2 separate regions of the Homo sapiens genome follow, and region 2 is linked to region 1. The links are chromatin loops, found by intact Hi-C in ENCODE. Cell type or tissue: heart left ventricle. All regions are shown on one strand. Links, peaks and the distances in the headings refer to the core of each region. The heading gives the core; the rest is flanking DNA.

Evidence for each region. Peaks named below come from ENCODE experiments on the same cell type or tissue, not always from the same donor. Only the 100,000 strongest peaks of a DNase experiment are listed, where the experiment ranks them.
Region 2: a loop joins it to region 1, with 2.9 times the contacts of the local background. A loop is called at or near these places in 34 of 110 quality-filtered maps.

Annotation. Positions count from the first base shown.
Region 1 is chr12:109,089,342-109,100,082 of GRCh38, reverse strand. ALKBH2 (alkB homolog 2, alpha-ketoglutarate dependent dioxygenase) reads left to right here and starts at 6,611. Exons shown (of 4, transcript NM_001145374.2): 1 at 6,611-6,836; 2 at 7,146-7,576; 3 at 9,876-10,074. The coding sequence starts at 7,297. It overlaps UNG (uracil DNA glycosylase), which reads right to left and starts at 2,486. Exons shown (of 7, transcript NM_080911.3): 1 at 2,272-2,486; 2 at 1,445-1,651; 3 at 799-894. The coding sequence starts at 2,403. RefSeq lists a silencer at 1,918-2,307. In heart left ventricle, for the core only: CTCF peaks have their summits at 6,310 and 6,511 (motif pointing right); DNase peaks (open chromatin) are centred at 1,652, 2,012, 2,722 and 6,572; H3K4me3 peaks cover 2,352 bases; H3K27ac peaks cover 850 bases.
Region 2 is chr12:108,797,598-108,808,338 of GRCh38, reverse strand. It overlaps SSH1 (slingshot protein phosphatase 1), which reads left to right. Exons shown (of 15, transcript NM_018984.4): 8 at 512-706; 9 at 1,945-2,038; 10 at 3,155-3,283; 11 at 5,971-6,017; 12 at 7,413-7,559; 13 at 9,139-9,339. It overlaps LOC101929204 (a long non-coding RNA gene), which reads right to left and starts at 6,209. Exons shown (of 4, transcript XR_945329.3): 1 at 5,805-6,209. RefSeq lists enhancers at 1,546-2,745, 5,790-6,743, 9,473-9,974. In heart left ventricle, for the core only: CTCF peaks have their summits at 4,428 and 4,633 (motif pointing right); DNase peaks (open chromatin) are centred at 3,458 and 6,378; H3K4me3 peaks cover 1,750 bases; H3K27ac peaks cover 6,915 bases.

The DNA of each region.
Region 1 (10,741 bases), core at 1,577-9,576:
CCACGGTTTTTTTTTTGTTTTGAGACAGGGTCTGGCTCTGTCGCCCACGCTGGAGTGAAGTGGTGTGATCTCAGCTCACTGCAACCTCCGCCTCCTGGGCTCATGCGATTCTCCCACCTCAGCCTCCCAAGTAGCTGGAATTACAGGCGTGCGCCACCATGCCCGGCTAATTTTTGTATTTTAGGAGAGACCAGGTTTCATTGGTCTTGAACTCCTGACCTCAAATGATCCTCCCACTTTGGCCTCCGAAAGTGCTGGGATTACAGGCATGAGCCACCGTGCCCAGCCCCACGAACTTCTGAACACAAGATGGATGAGAGCCGCCAACCAGCAACTGTTATATAAGACAAACTAAAGCAAAGGGATCTGATAACAGAACCACAAAACTGTTCAGGCCAGAAGTCAAGAGCTTGAAAGTGCTAACTATAAGGCAGTGTGGTCAGGTCAAGGTGGGGTTGACTATAACAAGCTGCAAAAGATTTAACTGCTTTGTGTGTCAGTTTGAACTTCACCACCACCATAACATCTGACACCGCGGGAGGTTAGTTTCAGGATTTAAAAAAAATACAAGAAATAAGAGCACAGGATGTACATAGTTTTCCTTTTTGCCACATAAATACCACGTGGTAAACATTAAAAAGAGTAAATACAGGCTGAAATACAGTCAGCCAAACCTCGGGATTTCAGTGTTTTATTTACTACTGAATGATGGACTGTGGCTTAACTCCAGTGTCCCTAATTTAAAAATACTATTTGACTCCTTCTCCCCAATAAAAATTATCAACAAGTTGTACTTACATCTTTTATGTCACACATCTGGGTCCAGGTGAAGACTTGGTGTGGGGGTGGATAAACAGTGTAATGCTTTCTTTCTTCTGCAACAAATCCCATTAGCTGATTTAAAGATAAACTAGACTTAAAATCAGATTCTCATTGGAAACCATAAGAATTCAATAAGAAAGCTTCTAGTGCAAGTTATTTGGAACATCATTAGTTCTTTGTCATGTTATGTCCAAATTCTTTTAAAAAACAACAAACAAAAACAGTGCCTGCCCCCCCACCTAAGTGGTTCAATCAGGTCAATTCCTTGCCTCTTTCTCTGGGCTGGGTCCTGACAGTGCCACTCCTCTCGGCTTTTTAAAGCTCAAGCCAGGTTTCATTCAGGATGGTTGGTGATTTTACTACGCCAGCCTTTCCTGGACAATAGACTATGTGACTTAAATGAATCCATGATATCATCTCGCGGGTCGTTAACAACTTTAACCAATATAAAGCTGCAGAGTGAAACATCATGGCTTTCTTTTACCCCCTTTGTGAGTAAAGGAGGTTGAAGGGGGTACAACCTAAGCCTACGGAAACATGAACTTGGCCGGCTACACTAACAAGACAAAAGGGCCGGCAGCCTCCACATTTACCCTTATGGAAGGTGCATTTCCATATTTACCTTGATAAAATACGGTTTCCCGAACTCCCCGCTGAGGTGCTTCTTCCAGCTCTCTCCAAAGCCCACGGGCACGTTGCGGGCCGCGAGTCTGAGCAGGGCCGCGGCCTTGTTCCTCTGGATCCGGTCCAACTGCTCGGCACTCAGCGGCGAGGAGGGCGGCGTCCCAGGCTCCTCCTGCCCAGCCGGGGCCTTCTTGGCTGGGATGGCCTGCAAGTGGTCCCCGCAGAGGCGGCTCAAGAGCTGCAGCGGCCCCTTCCCAGGCGTCCGCAGCTTCCGGCCCAACCCCCACGGCCCAAGGCAGAAGACGCCCATTTGTGGAACAGGTCCCAGCAAAAGCGGACAGTAAGAGCCCAGGGCTGGGCCCGGTCCGGGAATTGGGAATTAGGTTCTAAACTGGAGCGGGGAGACGGGCTGGGAGGCGCCCTATGGCTTCCCGAGGAGCGTCGCGGTGACTGGGAACCCTGCACAGAGGTGCCCCGCCCCCGCCAGACCCGCCCCACCGCGTCCCCACGTGGTCTTTTCGCGGCAAAAAACCTCCCTCTGGGTCCCGCCCCCTCTCCCCTCTGATTGGACAGCGCACCGAGCCAGGAGGGCCTGCGGCGCGCGGATTGGCGCCATGGGCCCCGAGACGCGTTCCCATTGGCTGGCCCTTTAGCATGGCGGCCCATGGGGGACAGCGGCGGCTATTTTGAACACGTGGAGGCTATTTGGAAAGCGGAGCCCGGGTTTACCGAGTCAGAGGCGCGATCCTGCACGCCCTCCGTCAGGCGGGGCCCACCGCCTTCCTCCCCCTTCACCCCCTAGCCCCGGCCCAAGCCGCGCCTCACCGCCGCATCTCCGCTTTCCTCAGGCACCCCAGCCACGCCGGTCCCCTGGACGGCCGGCTCGGGGCTGGGGGCGTGTCGCTTCCTGGCGGGGCTGGGGGAGAAAAAGGAGTAGAGCGTCTTCTGGCCGATCATCCTGGAGCTGAGGAGGCAGCGAACGCGCGCCACCCGGGAACCGGCGAGGCTAGCCCTGGCTGTGGCTGTGGCGGTCAGCAATTGGCGCCAAGCGGCCCGCGCATGCTCCGAGCGGGGGGCTTTGCTGGGGGCGGGGGGCGGTGGAAGGCCCAGTGCGCATGTGCGGGAGGGGCTGGAGTGCAACGCCCCTGGGAGGAGGTGGGGCGTGCAACGGTGCCCGGGGGCCTATTCTTTCATTCGCTTTGTGCCTTCAGCCCACCTCTGCTCTTTGGACAGGCTCTTAAGGCTCAGCTGCAAGAAGAGAAGACTGGTCAGGCGCGGTGGCCCACGCCTGTAATCCTAGCGCTTTGGGAGGCCCAGGCTGGAGGATCGCTTGAGGCCAGAGGGTCTGAGCTGTAGTGAGCTTTGATCGCGCCAATGCACTCCAGGCCTGGGCGACAGAGCGAGACCCTGTCTCTCGGTGGGGTCGGGGGGAGGGGGCTGGGAAGAAAAGTTCCTGCCCCTTAGGGGTGTTGTGGGAGTGCAATGAACAATATAATAATATTGTCCGGGCTTGATGGCTCACGTCTGTAATCCCCGCACTGTAATCCGAGGCATCTCAAAAACAAACAAACAAACAAATACTATTATATTTTGTGTGTGTATTTTGTTTTTGAGACAGAGTCTTGCTCTGTCGCCCAGGCTGGAATGCAGTGGTGTGATCTCAGCCCACTGCAACCTCCGCCTCCCGGATTCAAGCGATTCTCGTGCCTCAGCTAGGATTATAGGCGCGCGCCACCACGCCTGGCTAATTTTTCTATTTTTAGTAGAAATGGGGTTTCACCATGTTTGCCCAAGTGTGTTTTGTATTTTTTTAGTAGAGATGGGGGATCTCACCATGTTGGCCAGTCTGGTCTCGAACTCCTGACCTCAGGCGATCTGCCCACCTTGGCCTCCCAAAGTGCTGGGATTACAGGCATGAGCCACCACACCCAGCCAATATTATTTGTTGAACTGTTATATACATTTTCTCACGCAATTTTCATGGCCTATTTTATGACGATAAACTAAGGCTTAGTGCAGTCAAACATTTTGCCTAATGTATCAGGCTTGTGGGAGACTTTCGGGTCATAGAGGTTAAACACCAACGATTTGTCTTCCAAATGACACCACTGTACCGAACCTCCTCCCACCACTACTAATACACTTAGGATTCTCTTTCCCTCCCTCACATCCAAACCATCCATATCTGCTTTTGGTTCTTTCTCCAAAGCAAACCTCAAATTCAACTGCTGCTCTTGCATCTCCTAGCTACAGAAGACCAGCTGGGAAGCTGGTGTTCTCTTTTCTAGAGAGAGATTTTTACATCATGACAATACCTGGGGCCTGGCCCAGCTCGGTGGCTCACGCCTGTAATCCCAACACTTTGGGAGGCCAAGGAGGGGCGTATCGCTTGAGCACAGGAGTTCGAGACCAGCCTGGCAAACATGGTGAAACCCCGTCTCTACTAAAAATACAAAAATTAGCCAGGCGTGGTGGCATGCATTTGCAATCCCAGCTACTCAGGAGGCTGAGGCAGGAGAATCACTTGAACCCGGGAGGCGGAGGTTGCAGTGAGCTGAGATTGTGCCACTGCACTCCAGCCTGGGTGACAGAGCAAGACCCTGTCTACAAACAAAAAAAAGAAAAAGAAAAAAAAGACAATCCTTAGGTTAAAACCCTTCTTTGGTTTTCAAAAAGGCTTAGAATAAACCCCAGCTTCCTACCCAGGTCTCAGTGCTGCCTCCTCTCTGATGGAAGCCCCCACTACTGAGTCCAGCTCCCAGCACAATTGCTGGACACACCCAGCTTGTCCCCCTGTGGCCTGCACACCCTTGCATTCACCGTCCCCTTGCCTGGAAAGCCTCAGGTCTCAGCTCAGGATCTTTCCCTGAAAAGGACTTCTCCTCCTGCCCCACTTTCTAGCCCATTGCTCTATAACTGCTATACTATACAAAAGCATCTTATTTATTTTTTCTTTTTACACAATTTCTTTAGAGACAGCATATTATTTATTCTTTCCTTGTGTGTTTCTGTCTCCATCCCCGAAATGTAACCTGAGTGAAGAAAGGAACTTGCTGCTTCTTGTTGCTGGTGTGTCCCAGTGCCTAGGACAAGAAGCTGAAGTCTAAGGGAGAGAGGCTCAAAGCTGAAAATCATTTGCCCTTAGAGCCACTATGACCCAGCACTCCCACACCTAGGCATTATTTACCCAAGGGAAATGAAAAACTATATTCACAAAGCTTGTATGTGAATGTTTATAGTGATTTTACTCATAGTAACCTAAAATCAGAGAAACAACCCTATGTGGGGCCTACTCCTGTGGGGCATCCCTTCTATACCAGTAATAAAAAGGAACAAATAAGTAATACAAATGTGCATATACGACTGGGCACAGCGGCTCATGACTGCAATTCCAGCACTTTGGGAGGCCAAGGCAGGCGGATTTCTTCAGCTCACCAGCTGAAGACTATGGAGACCAGCCTGGGCAACATGGCAAAAACCCATCTCTACAAAAAATACAAAAATTAGCCGGGTGTAGTGGTGCATGCCTGTAGTCCCAGCTACTTGGGAGGCTGAGGTGGGAGTGGAGCCTGGGAAGTGGAGGTTGCAGTGAGCCGAGATCATGCAACTGCACTCCAGCTTAGGCAGTAGAGCCAGACCTTGTCTCACAAAAAAAAGCGGGGAGGTGGGGGGGCGCATAAATGAATCTTAAAAGCAATATGCTTAAGTGAAAGAAGTCCCACAAAGGCATTTCTCATAGAGGCTGAGAGGTCCGAGGTTGAGGGGCTGCATCTGGTGAAAACCCTCTTGCTGGTGGGGACTCTGTTGAGTCCTGAAGCCGTGTAGGGCATCACATCGCGAGGGGCCTGAGTGTGCTAGCTCAGGTCTCTCTTCTTCCTTTTATAAAGCCACCAGTCCCACTCCCACGGTAACCCATTAACCCATTAACCCCTGAGCCCATTAATCTATTAATTCATTTATGAGGACATTATGACAGAGCTCTCATGTCCCAATCACCTCTTCAAGGCCCCACCTCTCAATACTGCCACACTGAGGATTAAATTTCAACGCGGATTTTGGAGGAACAGATATTCAAACCACGGCAATTCCCTGTATATGAAATTCTGGAAAAGGCAAAACTATAGGGAGAGAAGACAGATCAGTGGTTGCTGATGCTGGGTGATGGGCGAAGTTGATTAAGAGGCTGGAGCAGTTTTATGGAGGGACGGAACTGTCTTAGATCTTGATTGTGGTGGTGATCATACAATATTGTACATTTGTTGAAATCTGTCAAAACAAAGCCTCTGATCTCATGGAGCTTTCGTTCCATTGAGGGGAGACAGAGTAAATAAAAATTAGGAGCCGGTCGTGGTGGCTCACGCCTGTAATCCCAACAATTTGGGAGGCCCAGGTGGGAGGATCACTTGAGCCCAGGAGCTTGAGACCAGCCTGGGCAACATAGCAAGGCCCTATCTCTACTAAAAATAATAAAAAAATTATTTAGGGTGGGGTGGGATGTGCCTGTAGTCCCAGCTACTCCAGAGGCTGAGACGGGAGGATCGCTCTAACCCAGGAGTTCAAGGCTGCAGTGAGCTATGATCATGCCATTGCATTCCAGCTTGGGCAACAGAGTGAGATCCTGTCTCAAAAAAACAAAACAAACAAGAACAACATCAAAAAACAAGAAAACAAAGAAAAACGAGCAATAATGGAACCAACATTTATTTAGAGGACAGAGCATTTCTCATGCATCCTGTCATCTCCTCAGGCGCTCTCATGACATAGGTGCTGTAGTCCGCACTTCACAGATGAGGCAACTTAACCCCAGAGAGGTTAAGTGACCTGTGGGAGGCCACACAGCCAGGGCGGAGGAGACAGAAACAGAATCCACGATATCCGACTGCAGAACTCCTGCTCCCACTCGTGACAATATACTGGTGGCCCAACGCCCTTTCCGGACACCAAAGTAACCCTCACTGAGAAGTGACGCCAAGCCACAGTTCTCACCCCAGCCGTGATTCTCGACAGTGGCCCAACAGGTGATCAACGGGAAAGCGGCAGTGCTTGCCACACACGGGAGGCCAGCAGGTGGCACCAGGGGGCCGCCCGGCTGCTCTCTTTGCGCCCTAGCCTGCCGTAGTTCCCAGCGTGCTCCGGAAGTGACGCGACCGATTCGCTGGGGCGCGTCTTTCCCACCACGAGGCCACCAGGGTGACTGCGGGATTCCGATCTGCGCCGGAGCTGCGATGCTAGAGCACTCTTGCCACCCCCACCCCACGGACGTGTTGCAGTGATATCAGAATTTTGCGTGCGGTTTACCCGTGTTTAACCTCTTTGCGTCTCGCTTCTGAATCGTATCCACTTGAGCATCACTAGACTGATCTATTTTAACACTGGTGGGGGGCAGCGAGGTCAGTTATGGGTCCTTCCTCCTTAAAGGGGTGGACAGTTGACTTTGGGCAAACCTCTTCGCCTCTGTGGGCAACAGTTTCCCCTTCTGCAAAATGAGGGTTTGGATTGTAGTTTCTAAGTTTAGCTGTGGCGTGCGAATTCCCAGGAGGTAGTTCTTTAAAAATTCAGGTGCTCAGGCGTGGAGTGCAGACCTCTGGGTTTTTGCAAGCTAGCCAGCTGATTCTGATGCACAGGTGGACGTGGGAGACCCTGGATCAGATTGTCCCTAGGGTCCCTTCCGGCTTTAACATCTTCTGTTTCCTTTCTAGGACATGGTTTTAAACTTTAAAATGAAAATGTGAAACTAGGAATGTTGCTGTGAGACCCCTTGGACAAACAGATTTTTGCACTGGGGATAGAACTTGAGCAATTTCTGTCTTGGCCTCGCCACTGACGTCCCTTCTTTCCTGTGGGGACAGGATGGACAGATTCCTGGTGAAAGGGGCTCAAGGGGGCCTTTTGAGGAAGCAGGAGGAGCAAGAGCCAACTGGAGAAGAGCCAGCTGTGTTGGGAGGAGACAAAGAAAGCACAAGGAAGAGGCCCAGGAGAGAGGCCCCAGGGAATGGAGGCCACTCAGCAGGCCCTAGCTGGCGGCACATTCGGGCTGAGGGCCTGGACTGCAGTTACACAGTCCTGTTTGGCAAAGCTGAGGCAGATGAGATTTTCCAAGAGTTGGAGAAAGAAGTAGAATATTTTACAGGTAAGCAGAGGGGTGTGTGTGTGTGTGTGTGTGCATTGAGGGCTTGTTTGGTGCAATTAATGATCGTATGTTTGGAGAAATCTGAACTCAGGATCCATTATTTACTGATGGGTTCACTAATGGATTCATCCAATATTCTCTGAGCACCTCTGGGCTAAGCCCCTTAGGTGCTTGGGACATAAACTTGAAAGAAACTGGATTGCCTGTCTACTAGGAGCTGACAGATGACTCGAGTGAATCTCTCCTTGGCTACTGATGAGTATCTTCTGGGAAAGTTTACAAAACAAAGTAAAAAAACGTGCTGGGTTCTACTGCAGAGCACTTCAATCAGAATCGCTCCGAGTGCAGGCTGACCACTTGTTTGTTTAAAAAGCTTCCAGGTGATTCTCATGGGCAGTCAGGGTTTGAGAATCACTGGTCTCATAGGAGAGATGGCAAATAACCAGGTAATTTCTCCACACCAGTGGTTCTCAGCATCACCTGGTGGACTTGCTGTTGGCAGGACTTGGATTGCTGGACCCTACCCCTGTGGTTTAGTTTAGTTTCTAAGGAGAGTCCAGGTGCTGCTGGTCTGGGGAGCACATGTTGAGAACCACACCTCTATCCTGTAATGAGGACACAAGGATCTGGCAGAGAGGCATAGAAAAGCCCACAGGAAGCTAGGCGTGGTGGCTCGCGCCTGTAATCCCAGCACTTTGGGAGCCCGAGACGGGCGAATCACTTGAGGTCAGGAGTTCGAGACCAGCTTGGCCAATATGGTGAAACCCTATCTCTACTAAAATACAACAACAACAACAAAAAATGAGCTGTGCGTAGTGGTGCATGCCTGTAGTCCCAGCTACTTGAGAGGCTGAGGCAGGACAATCACTTGAAACCGGGAGGCAGAGGTTGCAGTGAGCCGAGATCGCACCACTGCACTCCAGCCTGGGCAACAGAGTGAGACTGTGTCTCAAAACAAAACAAAACAAAAAACGAAAGCCCACAGGCCAGGCACGGTGGTACACACCTGTAATCCCAGCTACTCTGGAGGCTGAGGCAGGAGGATCACTTGAGGCCAGGAGTTCAAGTCCAGCCTGGGCAACATAGTGAGACCCCCTCGTCACTTTATTCTTTTATGCTTTGAGACAGGGTCTCGCTCTGTCACCTAGGCTGGAGGGCAGGGGCACGATCTTGGCTCACTGCAGCCTCGTCCGCCTGGGCTCAAGTGATTCTCCCACCTCAGCATCCTAAGTAACTGGGACCACAGATGTACACCACCAAGCCTGGATAATTTTTAAATTATCTGTAGGTCTCACTGTGTTACCCAGGCTGTTAATTGAACTCCTGGCCTTGAGTGATCCTCGCCTTGGCCTCCCAAAGTGCTGGGATTGCAAGCATGAGCCAGCGCGCCTGGCTCACCATCTCTTTAAAAAAAGAAATGCCCACAAGAGACCCCAGCAGTGTGAGCCCCATCTTTCATGGGGTCACATGCCCTTAGTCCCTACAGTTGACAAGCTATCCTAGCCTGTAAACTAACTTTATCGTGTTCCAATTTCAGCCTCTTTATTCTGCCCTTACTGTAGTTAAGGCAGTTAAGTTACAGTGTTCACTAAAAAAATGGCCCAGGACCATGTTTCTCTCCTTGTAGAACAAGAGTCACTGTTCTTACATGAACATTTGGGGCAGTTGGCTTGGTGCAGTGGTGCACACCTATAATCCCAGACTTTGGGAGACTGAGGTGGGCGGACCACTTGAGCCCAGGAGTTCAAGACCAGTCTAGGCAACATGATAAAACCCTGTGTCTTACAAAAAAATACAAAAAAAGTTAGCCGGGCATGGTGGCATGCCCCTGTGGTCCCAGCTACTCAGGAGGCTGAGGCAGGAGGGCTGCTGGAGCCCTGGAGGTGGAGGTTGCAGTGAGCTTACAAAAAAGTTAGCCAGGCATGGTGGCACGCCCCTGTGGTCCCAGCTATTCAGGAGGCTGATGCGGGAGGATTGCTGGAGCACGGGAGGTGGAGGTTGAAGTGCGCTGAGATTGTGCTACTGTACTCCAGCCTGGGTGACACAGGGAGACCCTGTCTCAAAGAAAACAAAACAAAAAGAAAATTTGGGGCAAGCCAAAATGATGATTGAAGAGGGGTTTAAATTGCATGGAATGACGGGGAAATGTTATTCCTTACTTCCCTTTCAATCTTGAATACCCAGGGAGCATGTATGTGGGGCACTGGATTTCTGGTGATGGCAGTGCGGGTTGGGGGGGGCATCTGGATTTCTAGATGGGGGTCAGGTAGAAAGGAACTGCCATGTTTCCTCTGCACAGGAGCACTGGCCAGAGTCCAGGTATTCGGGAAGTGGCACAGTGTGCCCAGGAAGCAGGCAACGTATGGCGACGCTGGGCTGACCTACACATTTTCAGGCCTCACGCTGTCTCCAAAGCCCTGGATCCCAGTTCTAGAGCGCATCCGGGATCACGTCTCTGGGGTGACTGGACAGACCTTCAACTTTGTGCTCATCAACAGGTGACACCCTGTTTAGTGGACTCAATGTTACAAGTCTTCTGTCTCCTCCAAAAGGAAGTGTTTAGGGTTCCACCCTATTTGGTTCATTGGTACAAATCATTTCTTAGTACACTGGGGCTCTAAGAGTGGAATAGCGCCAGCACTCGGTCTTCCTGGATCCTGGAGCTCATCCCGGAGTAGGAAGTGAGAGGTGATTAACTCCTGAACAAACAGCTGAATGAGATAATTTCTTCTTCTCTTTTTCTTTCTTTTTTTTTTTTGAGACAGGGTTTTTCTATGTTGCCCAGGCTTGGTCTCAAACTGCTAGGCTCAAGCGATCCTCCCACCTCAGCCTCCCAAAGTGCTGGGATTACAGGCGTGAACGACTATGCCTGACCCTAGACGATTTCAGACAGTGATAACCATCTTGCAAAAAATTAAACAGGCCGATTTGACTGAGAATGGCTGAGAGGTTTGCGATTAGGGCAAGGTTTCTCAACGGCAGCACTGCAGACATTTTGGGCCCAGTCATTCGTTGTTGTTGGGGCTGACCTGTGCCTTGCAGGATGTTGAGCAGATCCCTGGCCTCCATCCACTAGATTGCAAGTAGTGTCCCCCACCCCCCAATACCTGTCCCCTGGGGCAGAATCACCCTGGTGGAGAACCCTGGGTGGGTTTAAGGGAAGGT
Region 2 (10,741 bases), core at 991-8,990, 290 kb after region 1:
GTGTCCTGGCGGGCTGAATGTTTCAGGCTATATGCATTCCCCAGCCGCCTGTATGTGTAAGTGTGACTCCAAGAGTGAGCCCTTTACAAACTGCACTTCTCAGCCGGGCATGGTGGCTCACGCCTATAATCCCAGTACTTTGGGAGGCCGAGGCGGGCAGATCACTTGAGGCTAGGAATTCAAGACCAGCCTGTCCAACATTGTGAAACCCTGTCTCTCCTAAAAATAGAAAAATTAGCTGGGCGTGGTGGTGGGCGCCTGTGGTCCCAGCTGCTCGGGAGGCTGATGCAGGAGAATTGCTTGAACCCAGGAGGCGGAGATTGCATTGGGCCGAGAACGTGCCACTGCACTCTAGCCTGGGAGTGACAGAGCGAGACTCTGTCCCAAAAAGAAATAATCAACCAATCAATCATTGCCCTTCCCTTCCCGTATTTGAACCCCTTTGTCAGAGGAGAAAACCCTGCATCTCTTGTGCCTTCCCAGGCCTGACCCTGTCTTCTCCTCGCCCCAGGTCTGCCCTGCAGGTGCTTCACAAGGCCTGCGAAGTGGCCCGGAGGCACAACTACTTCCCCGGGGGTGTAGCTCTCATCTGGGCTACCTACTATGAGAGCTGCATCAGCTCCGAGCAGAGCTGCATCAACGAGTGGAACGCCATGCAGGACCTGGAGTCTACGCGGCCCGACTCCCCCGCGCTATTTGTGGACAAGTAAGTGAGGTGCCTCTGGTGTGAGCGCACCCAAGCCCACAGGCACCTGCCTCTCCCCCACCTGCCCTGTGCCCGACCCTGAACCTGCATTGGGCCACACCTCCCCTGGAGTCCCTTGAGTGAGAACCCTAGCTTTCTCAGAACCAGCGTTTAAAGCAGGGGTCTGTGACACAGGCCCCTGTCCCATGCAAAAAAAAGAAAAAAAAAAAAAAAATTACTGATGAATTTGGTGAATGCATTTCTGGGGACGGGGTCCGTAACTCCCATCAGACTCTCAAAGGAATGTGTGGCCCTTTGTGTCCCCAACTCCTTCCAGAGCTCTGTGGTCTGGCCTTTTCTCTTCAGATTACCAGAGACTTAATTCTCAGAGCCTCCCGCTCTGCTCTGAGGAGAGTTAGGAATGTGTCCTCTGCTTCCTTGGATCCAAAAACACAACTGGTGAGGGCAGCCTGCCTTAGCAGCAGCCATGGTGAACCACATGACCTGTGTCGTGTGACCTACGACAGCGCTGACATGGAGAGGCCACACTCGCTGAAGTCTAGTTAGGGAGAATGCTGGTCGCCCCTCCCCTCGGGGTCAGGACCCTGCTCCCACAGTGTGGTGTTCCTCCAGGACACTGCATTTTGGGAAGACTATGGATAAACCACAGTGTGTTCAGAGGGCAGAGACCTGAGGGATGGGAAGCCACATTAGGAGAGGGCCTTGAAATCACGGAGGAAGGGTAGTTGCCTTTGAATATTTGAAGATTCCTCATGGGGAAGAAGGATTATCCTGGTCTGTGTGTCCCCTAGAGTTAAAACCAGAGCAGGGAAATACCCAGATTTTGATTCTGAGGAAAAAGGGGATAATGGGATCTGCTGCAGCTGGGCCGGGCTGCCTCAGACAGTGAGGTCCTCATGCCCACACGTGTTCGAGCAGAGACTCAAGGGCCCAGGGGCCTGGGGATGTTGCGCTGGGCATCCCAGCATCCTGCCCTAAGAGCGTCTGAGCAAGGAGTTTCCACACTGTCCTCTCCCCGCTTGACCTGCTCCCTGCTCTGTTGACTCCCGTGGGAGTTCTAGAGCTGCAGCGGGTTTTCTGTGCACCTCTCCCTGCTGCCTGAGAACATGCACACCAAGAAGCGTGCTCTCCTTGCCAAGCCGTGTTCTGTTTAGACCCAGGAGCATCTGGCATTCCTGTAACCTCCGACCACAAGCTTTCTACAGCTCCTTGCTCTCCTAAACGTCATTTCTTTCCAGGCCCACTGAAGGGGAAAGGACCGAGCGCCTCATCAAAGCCAAGCTCCGAAGCATCATGATGAGCCAGGATCTAGAAAATGTGACTTCCAAAGAGGTAAGACAACTCCTCCCTTCATTGCAGGTCAGAGGTCATGCAGCCTCCATGTGTCCTGCTCCCGAAAGTGCAGCAAAAGCAGGCCCAACATCTGGTTGTCTTTACCTGTCCTCTGGTATCAGCCCCCGGAGGCTTTTTTCTGCCTCGTTCTACAATTGTATCAGGCCTCGGAGTCAGACTCCAGTTTGAGTCCAGATCTGCCGCTTATCGGCTATGAGACATTGAGTGAATTTCTTGACCTTTGTGAGCCTCACCTATATGGCCTTTGGGGAGAAGTCCATGAGATCCACAGACTGCACCGAGAAGCATTGATCTGTTTTAATAACACCCCCTTGTTCTCTCTTCTGCTCCCTATTACCTTGGGTTTTATGGAAGAGACAGCAGACTTATTTCTCCACAGGATGACAGCTTGACCTGCAAGTATCAAATTCTAGAATAATTTCTCTCTACCTTTTTACCTTTTCATGTTTTTTCCTGGATCACTTTTTTTTCCATTGCTTTTTATTCAAAGCATGCAATGAATTACAATGAGAGATTCAACTGGATGGATCTAAGAAGTTAAAATTGACATTTTAAAAGTTCATTTATAATCTTTTTTTTTTTTTTAAGAGACTTGGTCTTCCTGTGTTGACCAGGCTGGTCTTGAACTCCTGGCCTCAAGCAATCCTCCCACCAAGGCCTCCCAGAGTGCCGGGATTACAGGCATGAGCCACTCCATCCAGCCCTGTCTTTTAATTAATGAATACATTTTTTAAAAATCATATTGTGATATCTTTCCAAGAAAGATAGAACTGATTTTAGATTATTTGATGTATTTGACATTTAATTATAAAAGTAAAAGTAAGTTTAAACTTGGTAGAAGAGATCTCATGGAAATCAAATTCCTTATTTGAAATAATAAACTTTACCCAGTTGGGTTTACTTCTAAGCTGAATAACCTGCATTCCTGCCACCCACGCATGTATGTTGCGTGTATCTAAATGTATTACTCTGAAAGAGAAAAAACACCCACCTTTTTTGGAAATAGGCACAGTTTCCATTGTAACTTTAATTCTTTTGAGGTGGACGATTGTTTTCTTTAACAAATCACTTTTCCTAATATTTTCTACTCCACAGATTCGTAATGAATTAGAGAAACAGATGAATTGTAACTTGAAGGAACTCAAGGAATTTATAGACAATGAGATGCTACTTATCTTGGGACAGATGGACAAGCCCTCCCTTATCTTCGATCATCTTTATCTCGTAAGAGGCATGGCCCTGGCAGTATCTGGTTTGGGGGACATAAATCAGACCCTGGTTGTTTAAGAGTTTGTAGCAAGTCCGGGAGAAAAAGCAGGCAAAAAACTTGAGTTGCCAGAGCCTCCATCCTGGCTGGCAGGAGCTCCCCTCTTTGGCCCCTTCTCTGGCCTGCAGCCTGCTGATCTGCTCTTGAGCCAGCTGTTTGAGACGTGGCTTCCAGCTGAGCTGCGGGGAGTTGTTTGGGAGCTATTTGGCGTAGTCAACTGGCATGTGTTTCAGACTCTTGCAAACCCTTTGTCTTCTTCAGCCACTAACACATAGGCCCCATCCAGTTACTTCCAAGTGGTTTGTGGGCTAAAAAACCCCAGTTACTAAAGGAAGTGTCCTCACCAAACCCCAGAATTATGCCTAGGCATCCTGAGACATGAGAAACAACAGGGAGGAGAGATCACACAGCTGACACGGAGCTCCCGCTGAGCTTGTCCAGACAGCTTTTCCATGCACGGCTCCAGGGCCGCTGGAAGCCCTCACCCGGGTCCTGTAGCTCTGGGTGGGTTGTACTGATTTCTGTGCACCTCCACGGCTAGCTCAGATTGTTTTAATGCTGTGAATATCCATAGAAGGCAACTGGCAAGTTGTCAAAGTCAGAGAGGCTATAGAGGAAGGCACGTTACTAAAATTAGAGAGGCCTAGTGGTGTAATGAAAATCAGGGCCCACCAGGGCCGGGATTCCCACTCCTCAGCCTCAGCGGCTATGTGACTTGGAAGAAGTCACTTTTCCTCTTTTTTTCTTCATCCTATACCCCAAGGGATGACTATGAGGATTAAATGAAATACAAACTGGGCACAGTGGCTTATGCCTGTAGTCCCAGCTACTCAGGAGGCTGAGGGGGAGGATAGCTTTAGCCTAGGAGTTGGAAGCCAGCCTGGGCAACATAGTGAGACCTTGTCTCTAAAAAATATTTTTTTTAATAAAATAAAATTAAAAATACATATTTAAAGCACCGAGTACAGTTTTTGCAGGTGCTAACTAATGGTAACCATTGTTAGAGGAGAAAGTGCTTCCTGGGAAAGCTAAGGAAGTAAATTTACTACTAGAGACAAGAAAGACTTTGTTTTCTGTAGGAAGTAATTAAGAGTTATGTATATGTCATGATATCTATGTAGATAAGTAGATATGTATATTTTTTAATACATTTCTGTATACAAATCTATATAGATTTCATAGTGATTGATTAAAATGTATGTACATGTGTGGATTTGAAAGTGTGGGCAGTCCTGGGCACTGATCTCCCTGGAAGTCTGTTGATTTCCCTGGTGAGAAGGGAACAGAAGGCACCTTCCTTCTTTCTCCACTAGGTGGCAGTCACAGCAAGAGGACAGTCTCAGCTTCAGCGGCACTCGCGTTATGTTTTTAGTGTGGTTCAGTGCTTTATGTCACTTTTTCCATGAGAGATACTAAAGGAATTTTTATGTTTGGGCCTCTCCCTCAAATATGAAAATTCAGCTAGTGTCGCACATTGCCAGCTTGCTCAGGGCCCTGCCACCCCTGGTCCTGAGGGGTCTGCCCTCTTGGGAACTTGGGAAAGGAAGTTTCAAGGAAGACAAAGGTGGATTCTTTTGCTCTTTATGATACTATGTTGTTTGCATTTCCTAAGAGGAAAGTGATCATTTTTTCTTTTCTTTTTTTTTTTCCCCCGTTCCATGTCCTTTGAATGCTTGGGAGTGGAAGGTTTTTCAATGATACCATTTTTTAAAAGTACTAAATTAAAACATGTTGCAGAAAGTCTGAAAATAGAAATAAATCTAAAGAAGAAAAAAGCATTCCCGATCTCGCAAATCCAGAGGTAGTCCCTGTTAACATTTTGGCATATTTATTTTCCCATCTTCTGTTTTTTTGGGTTTTTAAAATGCATATATAGCTTCTTTGAAAACGCACAAAGAAAGAAAGGATCATACTGTTTATGTTTATATAGTCCTGTATCCTCCTCTCTTAAAATTTTTTTTCCTTACATGGTATTTGCCTGTGTCATTAAATATTCTGCAAAATTTATTTGTTTTAAAGACTCCATCATGAAGATCCAGCCTCATTTATTTTACTCATTTTTTCCCTTTGGACGTTTGGGTGGTTTCCACTGGTTTATTACAAATAATTATAAATATCCTCCTACCTAAATCACTGTGTGAGTTCTGATTATTTCCTCAGGATAGCTTTTTGTAAGTGGAATTACTGGGTCAGAGGGTGGGAACTTTTTCAGTATTGCCAAAATACTTCCCAGAAGGTAGAACGATTCCTGCTTTAATTAGTGGCTTGTGAACGTGCCCTTCCCTGGGTGGGAGGTCGCAGGTCATTGCCTCTGCTTACAGGACCCCCCCCCACTGGACTCTTAGGAAAGGAAGTGGGGAGACGGAGAGCAGGTTTTCCTGGACTTGCTGTTTCCCTAAGGCCAAGGGGCCAGTGAGGGCCGGGACCCTTCCCTCCCTCCGTCCCTCCCTCCCTTCCTCTCATGCTCTGAGTACTCACTCAGGAATCTCCTTGAATATCAGCCGCTGGTTCTCTCTGTTCTCTGAGGCCAATGGGGCCATGAAATAAGACCTCACCGCCAGAGCTAGGGCAAACCATGCATCCCCTGAGCAGCTCTGAGGCTGACATGTGACACTCACAGGAGCTTGTGTGATCTGTCTCCCAGGGCTCTGAATGGAATGCATCCAATCTGGAGGAACTGCAGGGCTCAGGGTGAGTCTCCTCCCCTTGTCTTTCCCTGTCCTTCCAGGCAGCTTAGAAACCCTCCACTCTGCCATGGAGGGGGAGACCTTGGGGCTGCCTGCCTGTAATTGCCTGCACCCTGGTCTCTGAAGTGGCTGCCAGGGGTTGATGTGCATAGCTAAACAGATGTGCTTCCAAACACCACGCCCTGAATAATTCATGGAGTTTAGATTGTGCCGAAGTCTCGCGTGATCGTGTGGATTGAGGAAAACTTAAAATTACACTCTAATTGCTGTAGGACCGCCTGGATATTGATTAGGCTCTGTGCTGCCTCACCCCCACCCCGCTTCCCTGCCCCGCACAGTTGCTGCAAACCCTAGTGTGGACGCAGAGGTCTGCTGGCTGTTGCGTTAGTCAGCAACCCTGATCCCTGGGCCACTTTGGGCTCTATCTGAGCTAATGCTTTGGGGCCTGGTGGGAATCTTGCAACTTTACGCTCAGTGTTGGCCAGAAGCATATGCCTGTCGTAGTCTGACAAACACTCAGCAGGGATGAAAAATGTTTCAATCTAGACCTTCAAGAACAGATGTCTGGACTTTTTTTTTTTTTTTTTTTAAAACAACACAGCCACAAAATCACCGTTCTGTGGGCCTGACATGATGACATTCTAGAATTACCACGTTTAAAAATCAAGACTAAACAAATCTTAAAATACATCTTTAGAACTACCGGTTAAGATGCATTCTTTCAACAGAAAGTATTCTTAAAACGTAAGGCCATACTCTTCTGTGCTTTCGTCTTGCTGGGAATAAATTAATGATTTTCTTAGGTATTTTTTTAAGCATGTCTAAATATTATGAAACCTATTTGAGATGTTTTCTAACTCCTGACATTATTTTCTTCCAGAAGTAAAAGTATTGATTAAGTTGAGAGAACTACAGAACCTGGGTTAGCAGACCCTGTCAAATACTTATTTGTCTATCTTGCCTTTTTCCAAAAAAAGATTTAAGGCAGTTCCCAAGGATATAGATAATGGATGGATATAGTCTGCTTTTTAGCTCTTTAAGAGTGAAGACACTGGGATTTTTTTAAGCCTCTGTATATTCATAATAGTCATGAATAGTTATAAATTTAAGTAATACGTATATTTAATTTTCCAGAATGCTTTAAACTGAGCTTTCTTTTTATAAGGTCTTTACAATAATTTGGTTTCTTAGTATAAATATAACACATTTTCACCATTGAGAGGGCATTTAGAAAATACCAAAAAACATAGCTATTAAGGAAAAACCAAAGTCCCGCCACGAACATATGACCCTTGGTTAATGTGTGTTTCCTTTTCTTTTCTCTGCCAGTTTTTATTACCTTGCTTTTCTTTCTCATTCAGATTGTCCAAATTTGTTTCTTATTTTTTTCTCATTGCAGGGTTGATTACATTTTAAATGTTACCAGAGAAATCGATAATTTTTTTCCTGGCTTATTTGCATATCATAACATCCGAGTCTACGATGAAGAGACCACAGACCTCCTCGCCCACTGGAATGAAGCGTATCATTTTATAAACAAAGCGAAGTAAGTGGACAGAGAGGCGGGGCTGAGGATGAAACCAACCTGCTGAGGCTGGGAGAGTGGGAATGAACGAGACTGCAGATGCAGAAGTCGGCTGGTGGGAGGGGGGATCCTAACGGGACTCCAGACGCAGGAGTTGGCTGGTGGGAGTGGACTTGATGTGGGATGGACCTTTGCTTTTAGTCGCAGGACTCCAAGCACCAAAGGAGAAAAGTGGTTGGTCCTCTCCAGGTAGAGTCCCTATTGAGCTTAGTCTCTCCCACCTATCTTTGATTGTGACACTTGACCCCAGTTGTCATCATCAGCTCTGATTCCAGGCAAGCCCCAGATACCAAGTGGACACTCAGGGGCCCCACCCCTAGGAAGTCACTGAGCCAAAGAGGGCTAGGGGATGACATGCACGGACACGGGCTTAGAGCTTCTTTGGGACTGTCTCCCTAAGAATACGGCCCTTCTTCCCTCCCTGAGTTACTGTCGCATGAAACAGGACAGCACGTTGGAGGTCATGGCCAGCCCCACTGCCCCTGAGCCCGTCAGCGGTTTCACCTGTCTCTGGTGCTCATTTTATTCCCCTGCGAAACAGCTCTGCCTTATTAAGAACAGAAAGAACCCTTTGAGATGCTGTCAAGACAATCACCCTCTTCTGCTTTATCTCCCTCTGGGTCAAAGCCACATGATGTGTCCTTAACCAAATCTTAGTTCCCTTATATTCCCAGGAGACAAACTCAAGACTCCCTTGACGGAAACTTCAGACCAGCAGTTAGGGGGAAAAAACCCCACTGAGATTTGCAGGAGAATTTCAAGGTTGGGGTATAGGAAACCAGAGCCGGCTCCCACCTGGTGGGTCTGCCTTCTGTACAAATAAAGTTTCGCAGGTGCTGCCCTTACTGGCTTGGCGCTCCTTCACATTCTTGAGCAAGTGATACTTAAAGAAACACTGTCTCCTGGGCCATATCTGGTAAATCAGCCAGGCCTGGGCCAGCACTGCCTCCTTACAAATAAACGGCCAGCCCCATCTTCCACTCCTGGCTTTTTTTTGCGGCCGCCCTTACTCCTGCTCCCTGGCCCTCCTGTCTGAAGAGCATCTCGCTCTCCCCAGGGCCTTGCAGCTTTCAGTTTGCTGACCCCATTTTTCTGCAGTAACTCATTCACTGTCTCCATCTGCTGTAGCAGCTGAGTAGCTCTTGCAGAAATCCCGTTAGCTGCCCACTCTCGTCTCAGGAAAGGGCTTTTGGTCCCCTAGCCCATCCCAGCCATGTGAGAAGATTCTCACTTGGTCCCTGAAGGCAGCCAAATATTGAAGCTCTCCCTGCAAACAAAACATGGCCAGGCCAGAACAGATTTCTTTTGATATCCCATTGTGTGCTAATTGATTCTACAGTGGTGGTATTTCCTTTAGAGAGTGCGTGGACATCTGCTCCGTAAACATTAAGACGTAGGAGGATTTCGGCAGTAAGATATCTACAGGGTTTAAAAAAATGATTCGGGTAAAACCTGAGAGAATGAAGTTGTTGGAGCTTTTTAACTCCTTCCCCACTGCTTCTCCCCCATCTCTCCTCCCCAACTGCTCCCACCCCTGCAGGAGGAACCATTCCAAGTGCCTGGTGCATTGCAAAATGGGCGTGAGTCGCTCGGCCTCCACAGTCATAGCCTATGCAATGAAGGAATTCGGCTGGCCTCTGGAAAAAGCATATAACTATGTAAAGCAGAAGCGCAGCATCACGCGCCCCAACGCGGGCTTTATGAGGCAGCTGTCTGAGTATGAAGGCATCTTGGATGCAAGGTGGGTGCCTGCCTGGAGAGAAGGGTTGGCAGGCGGAGCTGGAGCAGCCATGTGGCCAAGCCAGCCAGGCCTCTGTCGGCAGCAGAGCATGCTCCCATTCGGCCCAGCAGCCGCTTCCACAGCCAAAATCCTGCCTCTCAGGGGGAGCCAGTTTGAGAAAAACAACTATTGTTTGGGCTTTGATGAGTGGTTTCCAGGAGGGATCTGTTTTGATTTTCTTGGCACACACATAAAGCTGGTTTTGCTGCTGGAGGGAACGGTGCCTAGGTTCTAAGCCAAGGCCTGGCCTCGTGTGTGTGGCGTAAGCACGTGCGCATCTCGCTTCCTGGGCATCTGGTTTGTGCCAAGCCCTGTGCACCAGCTTTGCTGCAGGAAAAGCCAAGGACTCGGAGAGGCACAGCAACCAGGTTCCGCCACTGATGAGCAGGGCAAGTCAGGGCAAGCCCATCAGTCTTCCCGAGCCTCAGTTCCCTCTTCTAAGAATTAATGCCCACCTTAGCTGGGCCTGGGACATGCACTTGTAGTCCGAGCTGCTTAGGAAACTGAGATGGGAGTATTGCTTGAGCCCAAGAGTTCGAGTCTGCAGTGAACTGTGATTGTGCTACTGGACTCCAGCCTGCATGACAGAGCAAGACCCCATCTCTTAAACAAAAATGCTTTTTAAAACACTGAGGTCAGGTGTGGTGGCCCACACCTGTAATCCCAACAATTTGGGAGGCCAAGGTGGGTGGTCGCTTGAGCTCAGGAGTTCGAGACCAGCCTTGCTGATGTAGTATATTTTCTTGACCCCTTTTTGGGACACGTGACAGAGGTGCCTCATTTACCCAGTCCACCCCACTCAACCCCTCATGGGAGGGAGCGTACAAGCGAACTAGTGCAGGAACTGGGGTGAGCGAGTGGAGGAACCGGCCTCTTTGCTCTGGCAGGAGTGAACCCTGTGCAGGCCCCATGGCAGCATCCAGGTGTGGGTGCCTGTGACCCTAAGGCCTCAGAGGGTGTGTTATAATACTCCTTTAGCTCTGCCATCCACAGATAGCAGTGTGTTACCAGCTCAGTGGGCCCTTTGCTTCATCGTGTGAGGCAGCTGCCTTCTACCAGTGAGGGCAAAGGGCCAATGTGACAGCATTTTTGGGTACTCACACCTGGTGTGTCCTGAATTCTTGTCTGGTGCTCAAGAGGAATGAGGTCACATGGGCGAATTGAAGAATGGTGAATGTGGAGAATTTTACTGAGTGATGAAAGCAGCCCTCAGCAGAGAGGGGAGCTGGAAAGGGGATAGGAAGGGAAGGTCGCTCTCCCCTGAGGTCAAGCCACCTCTCTGCCTCGTCCAGCCTCCATCTTCTAAAGTCAAGCTGCCACTCTCTCCGACATCCAGGCACTTCTTCCTGACGTCCAACTGCTG